Regions from separate parts of the Homo sapiens genome. Here region 2 is linked to region 1. A link is an interaction called in ENCODE POLR2A ChIA-PET data of the cell type or tissue named here. Cell type or tissue: Panc1. All regions are shown on one strand. Each heading gives the region's core, and the rest is flanking DNA. Links, peaks and the distances in the headings are about the cores only. Region 1 overlaps NR2F2-AS1 (NR2F2 antisense RNA 1). Region 2 overlaps LINC00924 (long intergenic non-protein coding RNA 924).

Evidence for each region. ChIA-PET counts read pairs that join two places held together with the same protein. Peaks named below come from ENCODE experiments on the same cell type or tissue, not always from the same donor. Only the 100,000 strongest peaks of a DNase experiment are listed, where the experiment ranks them.
Region 2: POLR2A ChIA-PET joins it to region 1 with 5 read pairs; 2 of 35 experiments call an interaction of 5 or more read pairs at or near these places.

The regions. Positions count from the first base shown.
Region 1 is chr15:96,207,642-96,210,560 of GRCh38, forward strand. The region is part of intron 2 of NR2F2-AS1 (NR2F2 antisense RNA 1); the gene reads right to left. All of the region lies in intron 1 of LOC112268156 (a long non-coding RNA gene), which reads left to right. Among named protein-coding and RNA genes, the nearest start is that of NR2F2-AS1, 120 kb to the right of the region's middle. In Panc1, for the core only: no CTCF peak of the experiment used is centred there; no DNase peak of the experiment used is centred there; H3K4me3 peaks cover 361 bases; H3K27ac peaks cover 1,966 bases.
Region 2 is chr15:95,453,586-95,456,504 of GRCh38, forward strand. LINC00924 (long intergenic non-protein coding RNA 924) reads left to right here. Exons shown (of 6, transcript NR_027133.1): 3 at 179-288. Among named protein-coding and RNA genes, the nearest start is that of LINC00924, 22 kb to the left of the region's middle. In Panc1, for the core only: no CTCF peak of the experiment used is centred there; no DNase peak of the experiment used is centred there.

The sequences.
Region 1 (2,919 bases), core at 299-2,798:
TGATTTGTTTTATAATGCTTTCTAGCAGATTCCACCGAAGTCCAGTCCAATCCCCCAATAACAAGATTAACAAGTTTTAAAATAAAACTTAGCAACTATGCATGTAGCCCTGTTTGACTTTATATCTCACATGACCTCTCCTGTTTCTGTGAATCAGAGCTTCCAGCTGGCTGGGATTCTATCTGTCATTTCTCAGCAGGCAGAAACCCAAAGGCCACAATCTCTGGTTGCTTTATTCTTTTTCCTCTTCACAGATCACCTCAGGGGAGACACCATCTACTATCTTCCTCACAAAACTTCAGCGTCTTGAATTACCTTCCTGACTGCAAACACCTGATTCATCCATTTCTTCCTGGAACTCTTAACTTAGCCAAAATTTTAGGTTGTATTCAATTAGGAAAAATCATACAAAATACCTATTCCCACTCAATTCTAGATTAATCGAAATCTTCCTGTTGAGTTGGTTATGCAGGTAAAACTACACCACCGGCTTTGGATATTTAAAAAAAAAAAAAACACTCGAGATAGTCAAAGCCTTCCATATCTAGCCTAAACTACCATTTTCTTCTCATTTCCCACAATATCCACCAATAAATTTACAGTTCAGCCACTGTAATTTCTTTTTGTTTTTGTTAAAACAGAGTCTTGCTCTGTCGCCCAGGCTTGAGTACAGTGGCATGATCTCTGCTCACTGCAACGTCTGCCTCCGGGTTCAATTCTTGTGCCTCAGCCTCCCAAGTAGCTGGGATTACAGGTGTGCATCACCACGCCCGGCTAATTTTTGTATTTTTAGTAGAGACGGGGTTTTGCCATGTTGGCCAGGCTGGTCTTGAATTCCTGGCCTCAAGTGATCCGCCCACTTCAGCCTCCCAAAGTGCTGAGATTACAGGCGTAAGACATCATGCCTGGCCCTAGCCACTATAATTTCTAATCGATTTCAATATTTAGAACTGAAGATTATTTTATTTGTACTGCTGTTTTCCATTTGCCAAACTCTTTTATCACCTTATGGGGCTGCTTGTGAACTTCTCTTCTTCCTTAGGCCAGGCAATTCAATGTTTCAAACTGAGTAGGGCTTTCAGACACTGATTTTTATCTTAAAATGGGAGTCGAGAGCATTTTATTCCTTTATTTATTTTTTCTTTGAGACAGGGTCTTGCTCAGTTGCCCAGGCTGGAATGCAGTGGCTTGATCTCAGCTCACTGCAACCTCCACCTTCCAGGCTCAAGCGATCCTCCCACCTCAGGTTCTTGAGTAGCTAGGACTACAGGCACATGCTGCCATTATATTTATTATACATATTAAATATATATAATATATTATAATTATATATACAAATTAAATATTTTACATATATATATATGAGAGATGGGGTTTCACTCTGTTGTCCAGGCTGGTCTCAAACTGTGGGGCTCAAGCAATGCACCCACCTCAGCCTTACAAAGTTCTGGAATTACAGGCCTGAGCCACTGCACCTGGCCTTATTGTCACTTTTTCTAAAACATATTTGTGAGAAAGACAAATGGACGCTTTAAGACTCCTTGAGAAATCAATTGAACCCCTGTTATGCCAGATGAGCCCAAGGACATAGTTTTGAAGCCTGGATCTGAGCACTGTGCTGGACCTGGAAACACTTCACTGCTTTCCTTGAGAAGGCAATCTCTCCAATGACTGAGCCCCAGGCACATCCAGGAGGCTTCATAGCACAACACCAACAGCTAGCAAAGGTTGCCCTGCAACTTTAGGTTAGCACTAAGGCCAGAAGTGGGAAGAGGTTGTCGCCAAACACCTTCAGCCATCTGAGCAGCTCTTTCAACTTGGTTTGTGCTGCTTTGTCCTGGGGACTGTCTAAAATGAAGGACCTCTTTGGCTGCCCTCTGCTTTCCCTCTGACTCGCTGAAACACCCGGAATGTTCTCCGAGACGCCTGGAGGTAAATTAAAAGTTCCATTCGTTTATGTATGCCGCCCGTCAGCACTCAGTCAACATCAGCACATACCTTTGGACATTGCCCAGATAAGTTGTATTTGATCTGGTGACCTAAAGGTGAATTGTAGGTTATACTTAATTACACTCATGAGCCAAGTCCAAGTCAGTAACAAACCTTTCTATTTCACTCCGAAATACCGTGAAACCCCTTAAGGGAGTCCACTGATTATACCAAAGAGGTTTGTATGAACCAACTAGGGTAAATAATTAGACTGTATTTTTAATTAATATTGCAATGCCTTCCAGCACAACGATATTTAAGATGATGACAGTATTGGAGATAAGTAGAGAAACAGTCTTGCGTTTAAATCAGGAAGAATGAAGGAAGTTTTGTCAGATTGACAAAAATACCCTATAATTCTAGCAATTTTGTGTCAAAAGTTTCCAGTGTGTTTAAAGGAAGTTTTCAATTTAGTAAATGCTCTGTTTGCCATGGTGAAGATATACAGAAAAATAAATACAGAGAAAACGAAAGGCAGGTAGTATGCATTTTTTTAGTCATGTGAACTTTATGGGAATAATAACAATTAACACAGATTTCATAATGGGCACCATTTCAATTTTTGTTTCATTAAGCTTCGTAAAAAATATAGGCTTTTGAAAAAAGCCAGTTCAATTAAAGCATGAACTTTTCATTATTTTTTAACACATTTTACCTATTTTTAATTGATAGAAGTGTTACATATTTTGCCAAGCTAGGAGTTTTTCACACTTCTTTAATTCAAACCAGCTTGATTTTTGCAATTCAAATAGACACATTATTATTTGGTATTACCTGGAAACCAAATAAAGTAACAGTAAAACTTATTAAATAGATCACAATGCATACATTATTTCCTAAAGAAATTTATTTTATTATACTTTCAGAATGAAGTAAATCTTTTTTTTTTTTTGTTTAACCCTAGCTAAACCTCATAACTCCTTAATGAGA
Region 2 (2,919 bases), core at 185-2,684, 750 kb before region 1:
TTTTGTATTTTTAGTGGAGACGGGGTTTCGCCATGTTGGCCAGGCTGGTTTTGAACTCCTGACCTCAGGTGATCTACCTCAGGTGACCTCAGCCTCCCAAAGTGCTGGGATTACAGGCTATGAGCCACTGTGCCTGGCCTGCTTGCTTTTTAAATTAACTATATTACATAATTTTCAGGTAAGACACAGTTATCCAGAAAGAGCCCTAGAGATGGATAAGGAACCTGTTGGAATGCTCTGATATTAAGAAAAAAAAAATTAAATTCAAAACCAAAAACAAGTCACAAGGTAAGGAAAACTTTTGTCACTTTCTTTTATATCTCATGACTTCTTTTTTAGCCATCATTTTATGGCCTGGGAGAAGACCCAAATAAAAGGGAAGGCAGAAGGCTGGGTTGGGGGTTGGGGGGAAGGAAAGAAAAGTTAAAAAAAAAAAAAACCCAAGGAAAAAAAAAGCCAGAATTGAAAAGAAAATACATTTCAAAAATACATCTGGTCCTGCTGAGAGTAACAGCATTCGTGTAAACGTGTAGACAAGTCCCTAAGCTGATTTTTTTTTAAAGTCCACGTCTTTGATATGTATTGCATTCATTCCATAGTACACACACTTGAAATTCAGTAAAGAAAAACAGATCGAGATCACAATTCATTTTTGAGAGTACAACAAGTCTTTTAACTTAATTTTGCATTTTGCTTTTCATTCCAATATTGGCAAATTAGATGTAGACAGAGGGCTGACACAAGACTGTTGTGGCCACTGGTGAGCAGTGAGAAAGATGTCTCCGTCAATGACTTCTTCCCAAGCCGGCTGATGGGTAGCACAGGAAGGCTGTGACCTGTCTCGGAAGCAGTCTAGCCCAGCACAAAAATCACAGGCTTTGAAGCCAAAAGGGAATATTTGTTTCTGATGCTTGACCCTCTCCAATTTGTTACAGTGTCCACAAGAAGTTTTTTCCTGGAAGTCTTTTTTTCAGAGAAATCTATGTACCACGGCTGTGTTCAAACATGATACAGAGACCCCAAATGCCACTTGCTTGCTGTCTTCCTGGGAACAGGATGAGGATGTAATCTGAGCTTTTTAGGGTCTATCTCTACATTGCAACATCATAACACTGAAGTGTAGATTTATAGCTGCTTTATGTATATTTTCTTACTCCCAAAGCCCCCCTTTTTACAGATACATACACAACATGTCATGTAGAAAAATATAAATTGTTGACCGTACAGGCACTTTCTTCCTTTTTAAACCTTTCCAAAGGTCTTTTTGTTAAATACACCCAGATGCCGTTTGACAGATGAGGGGCTAATTGCTCTGTGAATTACCTCTATCGATTCCTGTTTCATGTTGAGCCAAACAAACAAAAGATATTAATGCTTTGAAAAAAATGAATGATGACCTTTCTCTGCAAACACAGCTTGCGGTCTCTGATTATTGGTGATTCCAGAGAGCAGCGGTCAATCGCAATAGCTGTAACGCTATGATCACTATAATAAGCTTGCCTGACCTTCTCTGCCATGTTAAGTGGTTTAAATTTATTTGCCCAACAACAGAAGAGCTTTCACTTAAAGTCACAGAACATTCAATTCAATTTAAAGATGTAGTGTCTTCTTTCCTCTTCTTCCCCTTCCGTATCTTTCCCTACTTGATACACCTACATGTCAAATTTACTAATTGTTTTATCATTCTAAATTAGCCTGATACCTGAAAAGCAAATTCCTTCAGTTCTTAAAGATTCCAATTGCCATTTTCTCTTTTGATTTGTTGTTTCTTGCTCTAAGACATTTGAAACACTTTGTTTTTTTCTCTGTTTAAGTTTTGTCCATGATTCAGGTTTAATGTGTGCTGCATAAAAAGTCAAGAATCCATGAGCTGGGTAGTGCTAAGCACCCCCAGCTTGGGAACCAGGGGTATGGTTCCATTTTTGTCCTTAATTAATGGGACCTTGAACCAATATATATATTTTTTTCCTCAGAGCATTTCCTTCCAACTTGGTAAATGAGGGGAAAACTGCCAGGTGATCTACCTCAGAGCCTCTTTCCAACTGGAACATGCTTATGTTTCAGATCTCTCTATTTAAAGCATAGTTTCATATAGATGGCAGAGTTATAACTTGGCAGCTAAGATAAAGTGATGATAGGACCTTTAAGGACTTCCTAACTGTTTCTCAACGAAGTTTTATGATGGTGAAAATGTGCAAACCACAAATGACTAAAGCCTTAAATGGTTAGGAAGTGGATGCACCCCCACCCCCACCCATAGTTTAAATGGAAATCTCTTGAAAAGGGTACCCCTGACACTCCCACCAATTTCCTGGTAAGAGGCACGCCAAAAATACCAAGGAAGTAGTTTCCCTTAGAATACTTTAGTTCCTGTGCTATAGGATCAAAGCAGGAAGTGAAGAGAAAAACACCACAAATAATCAAAAGACTTCCTGCCTTAGTTTGACATTCTCAAGCAGTTAGGTCTGAATTCACATAGGATGCTGGGTATCCCTAAGGTGACTTTTCTTAGACATTGTCTCTAGTTTCTACTTAAGACAGTGCCCAATAGTACTGCCAAGCCATCCCTTGACCATACTTGACTTGGCTATGTTAAGTACCATGTTGAGTTAAAAAAAAATGCAAAGCATGGTTCCTGCTTGTGTCAGGCGCCTTGCTGCGGCCTCAAAGCACCAGGCTGCTTCTCAGCACGAGGATATTTGCAAATGTGATTGTGCTTTCTCTGCGAAGAATGCCCTTCTACTCTTTTTCTCTTCAAAATCCAATGTTAGTGCCTTCCTAATCCCTATTCACTCTTTAAAATTTCACGTGGCATTATCCCTCTTCCAGAATGCCTCTTATACCATCCTATTAAGGATTCACCATAGCACCCAAGGCACACTTTTATCTCAGCACTTTGCGCATCTATTTTATTGACTG